Regions from separate parts of the Mus musculus genome. Here region 2 is linked to region 1. A link is a loop called in an ENCODE intact Hi-C map of the cell type or tissue named here. Cell type or tissue: heart. All regions are shown on one strand. Links, peaks and the distances in the headings refer to the core of each region. The heading gives the core; the rest is flanking DNA.

Region 1 (5,376 bases), core at 80-5,079:
ACTGGAGTTCCATGTGGGTATGAGAACCTGGGTCCTCTGCAATGGCAGCAAGTACCCTTAATCCCTGAGTCCTCCAGCCCTCTCTAGCCCTCGGGTCTCTTTTTTCCTAATAATATCAGAATAGGGTCTTGCCTGTCCCCTCTACTTCGTTGTTAGAATGTAAAATTATGCCAGGCAGCAAACAGATTACAATGAATATGCACTGAGGGGGCTGAGGAGAGATGACTCAGATGGTATAGTGCTTGTGAAAGCATAGAGACCTGAGTTCAAATCTCTCTAGCACCCAGGTATGCATAGCACAATGGTGTACACTGCATTCCCAGTCCTGGGGAGTAGGAGACAGGAGGATCCCTGCACTGGCTAGCCACCCAGCCTAGCCCAACTGAAGGTAGAAAGTGATTGGGGAAGACACCTACACACACACACTGAATTGAAGGGATGAGTGCAATAGTGTGACTGGCCAAAGGCCCTTATACATCACCACCATGATTTGAATTTTATCAGCTCTATTTTCTAACGTGTATAGTCTACCTCATCCCCACTCCCCCCCAACCCCCCCACCCCCCAAAAAAACTTTCAGAGACAGAGGTTGGCATTTAAGGTCAGCCACAGCTCATCAGGTGTGGGAGCTTAACCACATGAAACAAAAAACAAAAACAAATAAACAACTTCCCTATGTTCTGTTATTTCTAAATATCCAGGTTCTGTGGGTACCTCAGTTGTCTGTAAACTTATGACATATACCACTTACACAAACTCACCTGGTTAGGAAAGCTCATGAAAGACTAAGAAAAAGACTATGGCATGAACTTTCTTCAGTTTAGATTCTCCTCCTCTAAGAAGTCTTTCCATATGGCTCCACCTTTCTGCCTATCCTGTCTATCCTGCCTTATTGACCCTTCTCACATCTGTGACTCCAAAGTGGCTCCAAATCATCTGGATGCCGATGACCGTACACATATTAGTGATTTATTGAAGCAATTTCATTCCACAGATGTTTACTGAACACAAATGTGTGCTCAGACCTGCCTGTGCCAGGCCCAGTGGGTGGACACAGAGATGAATCAGATTCAACCTCAAAGGACTTAGCAGTTGGTAGAGGAGACAGACATTAGACACAGATACAATTTACTAGATCTCAAAACAGGATGACCTAAGTGATATTAAGGAACTATGAGCAATATGCTACATGCATAAACTTCAATTACTTAATTATTATTCTCAAGAGTGCATCACAGAAGGTCAGAGCCAAAGGGTATCATCTGCTCCAACCCCTTGTTTTCCAGTGGGGGAAGCTGAGACTCAGAAATGGGTAAGGTCGTGGCCTAAGATTGTTCTAGTCTGACTGGCAGAGTCCAGAGTTCAGGGTCTTCTGAAACTTAGTCCTAGGATTTTTAACTCCTCCACTGGATGCTTCAGATCGAATAGTTCTATATTCCATCAGACAGATATCTGAGAAAGTTCTCCCTCCTGGACAAAGGTGAGGCAAACCCAAGGCATTCAGAGCTCAGGAGACAGAGTGTGATCCCAGGTTGCCAACCCAGTCTTTCAATCTATTTTTACCCCATGTTCTTTCCACCCTGTTCCTACCACGATGCCCCTCAATTGATTCTCAAACAAACATGCTATTGCTTGTGGTGTTGGGGTACAGGCCTAAACACATGATAAGCAAGCATGCTATCTATCACTGAGCCTAATTTTCAATTTTTTTTCAGGTTTTTCTTTTTTTTGTTTGGGCTTTTGTTTGTTTGTTTGCTTGTTTTTTGTTTTTTTGTTTGTTTGTTTGTTTTGTTTTTTTTAGACCAGGTTTCTTTGTGTAGCCTTGGCTGTCCTGGAATGTAGACCAGGCTGGCCTTGAACTCGGGAACTTTTTATTTATTAAGGTAGGTAAGGTCTTATATAGTCCAGGCTGGCCTCGAACTTCTGAACCTCCTGCCTCCACCTCTGGAATGCTGAGATTACAAACGTGCTACCACACCTGGCTTGGAACGTATTTTTAATAGCTTCATTGAAGTCACTTGAATCTGATCCTGTTATTTTGGGGATTTACAAACCTCACTTAAGGACCCTGTTATTTTTGGGACTCACAAACCTCTTCCCATTAAATACCAAACACTAGTTCTGCCCTCCCAAATTTCCCCTAGCCCCTCCAATTTATTCTCTTCCCATTGGGAGGAATTTGCCTAAGGGCCAAAGAAGAAGTAAGGGGTCCACAAACTGCCTGTGCGATGAGAACAGGCTTCTGGAATCTGAGAACACTCGTTTAGTCAGTCACTGACCAGCCTGAGTTTGATTGTCCTAACTTGACTTTCTATACAGTACCACAGCACGGATACCTATTCTGTAATCTTCACATCCTCTGGGTGGAGAAATTTTTTTTGTTGATTTTACCAAAACAAAACAAAACAAAAAACTGATACTTGGAAACATTAAACTACCTGTCAGACCTGATCCACTTTATTTGGAGGTCCTCTGTAAGACGGGGTGTTTATCTTGTGTTGTTTTCACTGTACCTTGCGGAGCTCTGCACGTGGTAGAGCACCCAGAAAGTTGTTAAAAGAATCAAGACTGTGGATTCTCCAGGAAAACTGCGCCCAAGGCCTGGGTTAGAAGCACCAGAGGGCGCCCTCGAGGCCGTCCACTCGCCGGTCTCCAGGGCCCAAGCCGGACCTCAGGCCTGGGCGCGGTCCTACCGCTCCAAACAGCCGCGCGCCAGGGCGAGATCAGGGAACAAGAAGAGCCCCACGTCTTCCCACGCCCCGCCCCCTCCCCAGGGCCCCGCGGAGCTGCGAGGTGCGGAACCACGACACGACATCCTGTTTTGGGGGCCCGCGCGGCTCCGCCTGCATCTCTGCTGATCACGTCTTTTCCCGGGGTGCTGACGGCAGCTGCCCTCCCCCCACCTCTGTCTCCCCACCCTCCCCAGGGGTCTGGGACCTTCCCACTGCTGAATCACCACCACCCAGCATTCTCCCAAGGCTCAGGGCAGGGGTGGGGACTGCCCCAGCCTGACCCATTCCGGCTAACCCCTAGCCAGCCGCGGCTACCTCTAGATTCCCGGGCTGAGCGGAAGGCATTTCTCAGCCTTCCCGCGGAGGCTGCGGGGCGGGGAGTGAGATACTAGGAAGAGAACAAATGCCCAGCGCCTAGCTTAGGGCCCCTGCTGGGGGGTGGGGGGGAGATGCCAAGTGAAAGCGGGGAGACCTGACCTTGAGAGGCCAGACTCAAGGGGTCTCAGGGCTCACGGGGCGAAGAGTGGAGAGAAGCAGGGTGTGCGGGACTGTGCGGAGGGCAAAGCTTGCAGAAAACCCGAGGCTGGAGGGTGGGGGAGGCCTCCGACTTCCTAGTCCGCCCCGCCCCGGCCGGCCCGCCCCCGCGCCCCGCCCCGGCCCTGCCGGCCCGGCCCCCACCCCCCCACTTCCTCCGGCCTCCAGTTCTCACTTCCTTCTTGAGCCCAGAGCCGCCGCCGCCGCCCCCAGCTCCCCCGCCGCGGGGAGGGCACCAGGTGAGGCCCGGGTCGAGCCCGTCGGGCAGGGGTCCTGGGAAGAGGAGTTCAAGCTGGCCCGGACTGGGTACCCGGGAGCCGGGAAGTTTGCAGGAGGGAGGCCGAGGGCGGGAGGTTTTCGTTCACTGCAAGTTGGGCGGGCGCGGCAGGCCGGGCGGGGACAGCGGCCACCGCGACCCGATCGCTGGTGGCCGGGTTGAGGGTGGGATCCGAGGGACAGCGCGAGCTCCTGCTGTCCGCGAGGGACCACTGAGATCCGAACCGTGAGAGGCTCGGAAGTGGGAAAGCGCTGAGCTGTGAGGCTGGGACTCTGCGGTGGGGTGCCCTCAGAAGTTGTGGGGCTGTTCAGTAGTGTGTGAAAGGAAAGGGCCTCTGGGCTGCAGAAGGCGCGCTCTCTGCTCTGCAGTTGTGACATTTGTGAGGCTGGGGTTGGGGGTGGGGGGCGGTGTCTGAGGCCTCTGAAGTCTCACCCGGGAAGGTCGGAGCCAGTCCATAGCTGCTACACTGTTGCTGCTGAGGACTCGGTGGGGGAATCCCCATTCCCTCTCTGTATTTTTCTGAGCCAACCTCTTTATTCCTGTCCCATACAACAGCGGGTATTTAGTGAACACGTCTGTTGTGTCTATCAGACTCAATCTGGCCTTTTTTATTTTGAGGATAAACTGAGGAAGGAAAGGGCCACTATACCGATAGTCACTGACAACTTCCATGACTTTGAGAGGCAGCTGGAGTACTGGCTTTCGGTAATGATTGAGAGCTCTTAACGTCTTCTCCCTCACCTGAACTCCCCATACTGTCTTCCACATTCGCCATAGTGTCGACCACATTCGCCTCCTTCCGGCTCTTCCCCCAACCACATAGATGTACCCAGGCCCTGATCTCGCATTTACCCTGCCCTGCCTGTTGTTCAGCCTCTGACTACCACACACATATCTCCCCATTTTGTTTCTATCTTCCCTGCCGCCCTCAGTCCGTCTCCTTCCCTTGGTCTGTAATCTAGCTTTGGTGTCAGAAACTGCTTTAAACTTGCTGAGTTTGAGAGCCTTTTTCAAACGTCTTTAGCTTAGAGATGCTGGCTGCAACCTCCCGATGATGGAGATGATTAAACATGTGCACACGCCCGTGAACATGCAAGTTTTGGTGTTCTTTATCTCTTAGAGACAAAATAACTGCCCTCAGCCTTGAGAAGGCCCAGAGCAGAAGCCGGCAGAATGAAGGGAACCTGCGGTGGGTGACACTGTGGTTAGGCAAGGGGAAGCAGTCTGTAGCAGGCAGGGTTGGGTGACACAAGAATAAGATTAGTGAGAAAGTCCATGGGAAATCAAACTACCCTGATTCTTAGGAAGGCAGCCTAGGAGTGTGTGTGTAGTGGTGTGTTGTGTGGGAGGGGGGTCAGGGGGAACTAGCTTTAAGGTTCCTGTCTCCTAGCACTTACTGGTTCCAACCAGTGGGGAGAGTAGGTTGGGCCATTTGGCCTGCTAGGAAAAGGAAGGGGGCAGAGGCAAGATTCTGGAGGGAAAAGTGCTACGAGTCTAACTTAAGTCTCTACTGGTTTTTAAATTTTGATCAGGAAGGGGATGTGAGGCAAGGTGTTTGTCTTTCGTCCCTGGTGCTTGGTGGGAACTGCAGAGGTTGGGTATCTACATTTTCTGATGTGTATCAGAGCCTTGACTGGGAGTTGTGCTGACCCTCCTGTCTTTAAGCATCCTTGATGTTCTCTTCATACCGAGCTGTGCTCTCTATTCCCGCTCTCTGAGGGGCTTCTCCACAGTCTAACGTAGTCTGTCCTGGCCCCATAAGTGCTTGTCTCCATCCTAGCACCCCTGCCTCTCAGCGTTCGGATTACATGCTCAGACTCTGTTTGTGTCTGC
Region 2 (5,376 bases), core at 154-5,153, 59 kb after region 1:
TGGAGGCTTATTTGGAAATTCACAGACCAAACCAGGTAAGGGATTTTGTTTGGAATATATCTGGTTTATATGTAGCTAGCATAGAACTTTACTGAGTGACTACAGTTTATCTACATAACTTGTTTTCTTCCCCTCCATCTCTTCAGGAGGATTATTTGGTACCAGTTCATTTAGCCAGCCAGCAACCTCCACAAGCACTGGGTTTGGGTTTGGCACATCAACAGGAACATCAAATAGCTTATTTGGAACTGCAAGTACCGGGACCAGTCTTTTCTCATCCCAGAACAATGCATTTGCACAAAATAAACCAACTGGCTTTGGGAGTAAGTAGGACACTATTCTTTGGGCTTGTACTTCTACTAGTTTAATATTTGATTTGTTTGCTGAATGTGTTCTCTTTGCTCTATGTTTACTTATCTCCTTTCCCACCAAGTGGTCAAAACCAAGAAATAGAAGAACCTGAAAGTGTATTGAGTTTAGTAGACTAGAAAAGAGGGCAGTAAATATAGCAGTTCCTAGACATCTAGGGCTAAACAGAGAAACACTGTTTAAAAAAAATACACACACACAATAAAACAGACAGAGAGATGTGTCTGACCTAGAAAGGCCTCCTGGCCTGTGTCTCACATTTACAACGAAGAGATTAGAGCAGAAGGAATGAGAAATACTGCTTAATTACTCCTCTACTTTTTGCTCATTGCAGATGTTGTTGACTTTGTAAATCTATATGTCGCCAGTGGCTATTTCTCTATATAGTACTTTAAGGCAGCCACTAACTGCCCTATGAGGTGATACTGTTTATGTGACAAGAGCACAGTAATATACAAGTGGCTAAGCAACCAACATTTTTGAAAGGTAAAACTGTAGGGATTTTGAAAAAAAAAAAGAACAAACTTTTTCTTGGTGTGTCTGAGTGAGGCAAAGTCTCATGTAGACCAGGGTAGCCTCAAACTCCTGCATCTACTTCCCTAGTGTTGTTATGACAGGTTTATGTCACCATTTCTGGAAGGATGTTGAAATATTTAAACATGCCACATAGAATGCAATCTTTTTTGTTTGTTCGGGGTTTTTGTTGTTGTAGTTGCTTTTGTTTTTGTTTTGTTTTGTTTTTTGAGACAACGTTTTTCTGTGTAGCCCTGGCTGTTCTGAAATCCATTCTGTTGATCAGGTTGAAAATCCAAAAAGAGATAGTCCTACCAACTTTAAACTATATATTTAGGATCAGAGTTCCTTGGAAGTGATAATTTACTAATAAGAAATCAAAATGCTCATAATGCTTATAACTTAACATTAAGTATTAGCAGGCAAGATTTTCCTTGTTTACTGACATTTCTATTAAAATATGTATAACGTCTCATATTTTAAAAACATAGTGTTGGGGCTGGGTCTTCAGAGGACCCAGGTTCAATTCCTAGTCTCCACATGGCAGCTTACAACTGTTTGTAACTCTAATTCCAGGGGATCCAGTATCCTTGGACAGACATACATGCAGACAAAATCCCAATGCACATAAATAAAAATAAGTCATTTTAAAAAATGAGAATTTTATTTTCTTTCTTTCTCTGTTTGACTGCCTTGTCTTGCCTTGCCTTGTTTTTTTTTTTTTTTTTTTTTGCTTCTCTTCTCTTCTCTTCTCTTCTCTTCTCTTCTCTTCTCTTCTCTTCTCTTCTCTTTTTTTTCTTTCCAGGCCTCAAACTCAGCATCTGCCTGCCACTGTCTCCTGATTGCTGAGATTCATGTATGCCACTACATCTGACAGTCATTAGTGCTTGCTTTTGTATAATGATATCTCCCCATCTCTCACTTTTATTTTCTTTCTCTTTTTTTTGGTTCTTCAACACAGGATTTCTCTGTGTAACCCTGGCTGTCCTGGAACTCACACTGTAAACCAGGTTGTCCTCGAACTCAGAAATCAGCCTGCCTCTGCCTCCCGAGTGCTGGGATTAAAGGCGTGCACCATCACTGCATTTTTGGTTTTGGTTTTTGGTTTTTGGTTTTTTGGTTTTTTAGATAGAGTGGTTCTGAATGACCCTAAACTTCTGATCCTTGTGTCTCTGCTTCTTGAGGACTGGGTTGTAAGTACAGATACCATATCTAGCTATAACTTTGTTGAGATAGAGTCTTATGTAGCACTGGCTGTTCTGGAACTCATTGCATAGAGCAGGCTGGCCTCAAACTCACAAAGGTCTATCTGTCTCTGCCTCTACTGAGATTATAGGTGTGGGCCACTATGCATGGCTAGAGAATACTATTTCTATATTAGTTTCTTCTTGGATTTTTGAGACAGTGTCTTTGTAGTCTCAACAAGCCTGGAATTCGCTATGTAGTTAGTCCAGGCTAGTACTGAACTGAGTGCAGCCCTTCCTACTTAGCCTCCCAAGTATTTGGATTACAATCCTGCTTCTGAGTTAGTTTCTGTAAAATAGCTAACAGTGCCCTCTGATGGTAAGTTTTTCCAGGGGTTGTTAACCTATCTATGCTTGATTGCTCCAATAGGACCACTTTACATATACAATATTTTGGTAATGTGTGGGTATATGAAATAATATATCTAAATAAAAGCATAATGCTGTTGTGATGTCTGTTGTGATGTTTTCAGAAAAACAGCTTCATTCAGCACTCTTTCATTCTTAGTAAGAAAAGGAGAAATGAGATGAAATATACATGTGAAGTAAAATGTTTCTTTTTAGTTTTGTCTGTAATATCTAAAAACTACATAAACATTTATTTAGCTAACCAATGGTTTTGGAATTGTTACCTTTGAAAGTTGTAACCGGGAAGCACATGTCATATGAAATAGAGCTTAAATCTGTTTCCTCGGGAGAAATGAAGAGTACTTGACAATGTGACAGCAGTGCTGCTTTACTCTAACCTGGCCTGCTTTCAAGGTGTGTTAACATTTAGTTGTTTGCTATTTAATTCTTGTTTTTCTAATTTACAGATTTTGGAACCAGTACTAGCAGTGGAGGACTCTTTGGAACTACAAATACCACCTCTAATCCTTTTGGTAGCACATCTGGCTCCCTTTTTGGGCCAAGTAGTTTTACAGCAGCACCTACAGGAACTACCATCAAATTTAATGTATGTATTTTCTTCCATATTTAATATTTAATTTTCTTCCATATTTCATATTTAATTTAATGTATATTTTTCCCCATTTGTGTATTTCTTTGTAGAATGATCAGATTGCTCCTATCTCCGGTAATACATATCACATTTTTGCTTTTAAAAAATTAATTTTTTTGTTTTGTTTTGTTTTTTCGAGACAGGGTTTCTCTGTATAGCCCTGGCTGTCCTGGAATTCACTCTGTAGACCAGGCTGGCCTCGAACTCAGAAATCCGCCTGCCTCTGCCTCCCGAGTGCTGGGATTAAAGGTGTGTGCCACCATGCCCGGCAAAATAAGATTTTTTATTTTGAGTTTATGTGTATGAATATTTGTTAGTGTTAGAACCTAGCATGTAGGTCCTAACACTTACCAAAACAGGAAACTAATCCATCAAAGACCTGGCCCATAATTCCAGGATCCAGGAAAATCCTTTAAATGAATTAACCTTGCTTTTTGACTAATTTAGTTTTTACTTCTTAGTAACTCTCCTAACTGAATTGTATGTCAACCAGGATGCAGTTTTTATGCAAAAAAGACAGACAGGTGAGGCTTGGAGCTGCTTGATTTGGGCAAGTTCGCCATGCAGTCACTAGTGGGCAATACAGTCTATTCTGTGTTTATTCTCTGATGAAATTACCTTGCAACACCTGGACTCTCTGCAAGAGCAGCTAGTACTCTTAACTGCTGAACCATCTCTCCAATCCCTAGTTTGGCTCTTTGTCTTTAAAATGTATTAAAAAACTTTTAGATTGGGTATGGCAGATGACTTTAAAATCCCAGCACTTGAGAGGCAGAGTCAGGTGTAGCTCTGTGAATTTAAGGCCAGCATGAATAGCAAATTCTAGGCCTGTCAGGGTTGTGTAGTAAGACTTTGTCTCAAAAATAACCGGTTTTGATGTTTCTTTGTTTTGTCTTTTAATTTTATGTGTATGGGTGTTTGAACTACATGTATATACATGTACCTTGTGTATGCAGTGCCCAGAAAGGCCACAAGAGCCTTCATCCTCTGGAACTGGAGTTACAACATGTGGGTGCTGGGGATTGAACCTGGGTCCTTTGGAAAAGCAATTAGTGTTCTTTTTTTTTTTTCTTTTTTTTCCTCAGAGCTGAGGACTGAACCCAGGGCCTTGTGCTTGCTAGGCAAGTGCTCAACTACTACTGAGCTAAATCCTCAACCCCTTAGATTTATTTATTTTACATACGTGAGTACACTGTCATTCCCTTCAGACACACCAGAAGAGGGCATTGGATCCCATTACAGATGGTTGTGAGCCACCATGTGATTGCTGGGAATTGAACTCAGGACCTCTGGAAGAGCAGTCAGTGCTCTTAATCACTGAGCCAACTCTCCAGTTCCCCTACAGATGATTTTTAGCTACCATGTGGGTTGCTGGGAATTAAACTCAGGACCTCTGGAAGAGCAGCCAGTGAGTGCTCTTAACTGCTGAGCCATTGCTAGTCCCCCCCACCCCATCCTGGGGTGGGAGGGATAATTTTTTAAAATCGTACTAATGACACTGTGTAGTGACTGTACACGCCTTTAGTCTCAGGAGACAGAGGCAGGCTGATCTCTGAGTTCCAAGGCCTGCCTGGTCTACAGAGCAAGTTCCAGGACAGCAAGGGCACCACAGAGAAAGAAGTCTTGTCTCCAAAAACAAACAAACAAAAAGTAGTTAATGGTTTTATAGGACTAATGAGTTGGCTCAGTGGTAAAGGCCTAATAACTGAGTTTGGTCTTTGGCACCCATATGGTAGAGGACAGAACTGCAAGTTGTCCTTTGATCCCTTTGCAGACAAGCAGAATAGTTAAAAAAAGAAAAATTACATACGTAATTAGTATGTATACAGGAAATGTGAAACATACATCTACTTTTTGTTGTCATTGTGGGGATTTAGCCAAAGTCTCATATATGGTAGGTGAGCACTTTATCACTGAGCTGTCTCCAGCATGAAACATATAGGTTATGATGTATATTAAGATTATTCTTTTTTTAATGGATATTTGTTTGCATTTCAAATGCTATCCCCTTTCCTGGTTTCCCCTCTGCAAACCCCCTTCCCTATCCCCTCTTACCCTGCTTCTATGAGAGTCCTCCCCCACCCATCCACTCCTGCCTCACTGCTCTAGCATTCCTCTACACTGGGGCATCAAGCCTTCACAGGACCAAGGGCCTCCCCTCCCACTGATGCCAGATAAATCCCCTCAGCTCCTTCAGTTCTTCCACTGGGGTGCCTGTGCTCAGTCAGATGGTTGGCTGCAAGCATCTGC

What was found. Hi-C counts contacts between places; a loop is a spot of excess contacts. Peaks named below come from ENCODE experiments on the same cell type or tissue, not always from the same donor. Only the 100,000 strongest peaks of a DNase experiment are listed, where the experiment ranks them.
Region 2: it touches region 1 in a loop (8-fold over the local background); 7 of 42 quality-filtered maps call a loop at or near these places.

The regions. Positions count from the first base shown.
Region 1 is chr7:102,248,174-102,253,549 of GRCm38, reverse strand. It overlaps Rhog (ras homolog family member G), which reads left to right and starts at 3,432. Exons shown (of 2, transcript NM_019566.3): 1 at 3,432-3,505. In heart, for the core only: a CTCF peak has its summit at 2,615 (motif pointing right); DNase peaks (open chromatin) are centred at 2,779, 3,439 and 4,729; H3K4me3 peaks cover 3,024 bases; H3K27ac peaks cover 2,950 bases.
Region 2 is chr7:102,189,608-102,194,983 of GRCm38, reverse strand. It overlaps Nup98 (nucleoporin 98), which reads left to right. Exons shown (of 33, transcript NM_001287164.1): 3 at 1-35; 4 at 147-323; 5 at 2,942-3,081. Among named protein-coding and RNA genes, the nearest start is that of Nup98, 18 kb to the left of the region's middle. In heart, for the core only: a CTCF peak has its summit at 2,450 (motif pointing left); no DNase peak of the experiment used is centred there.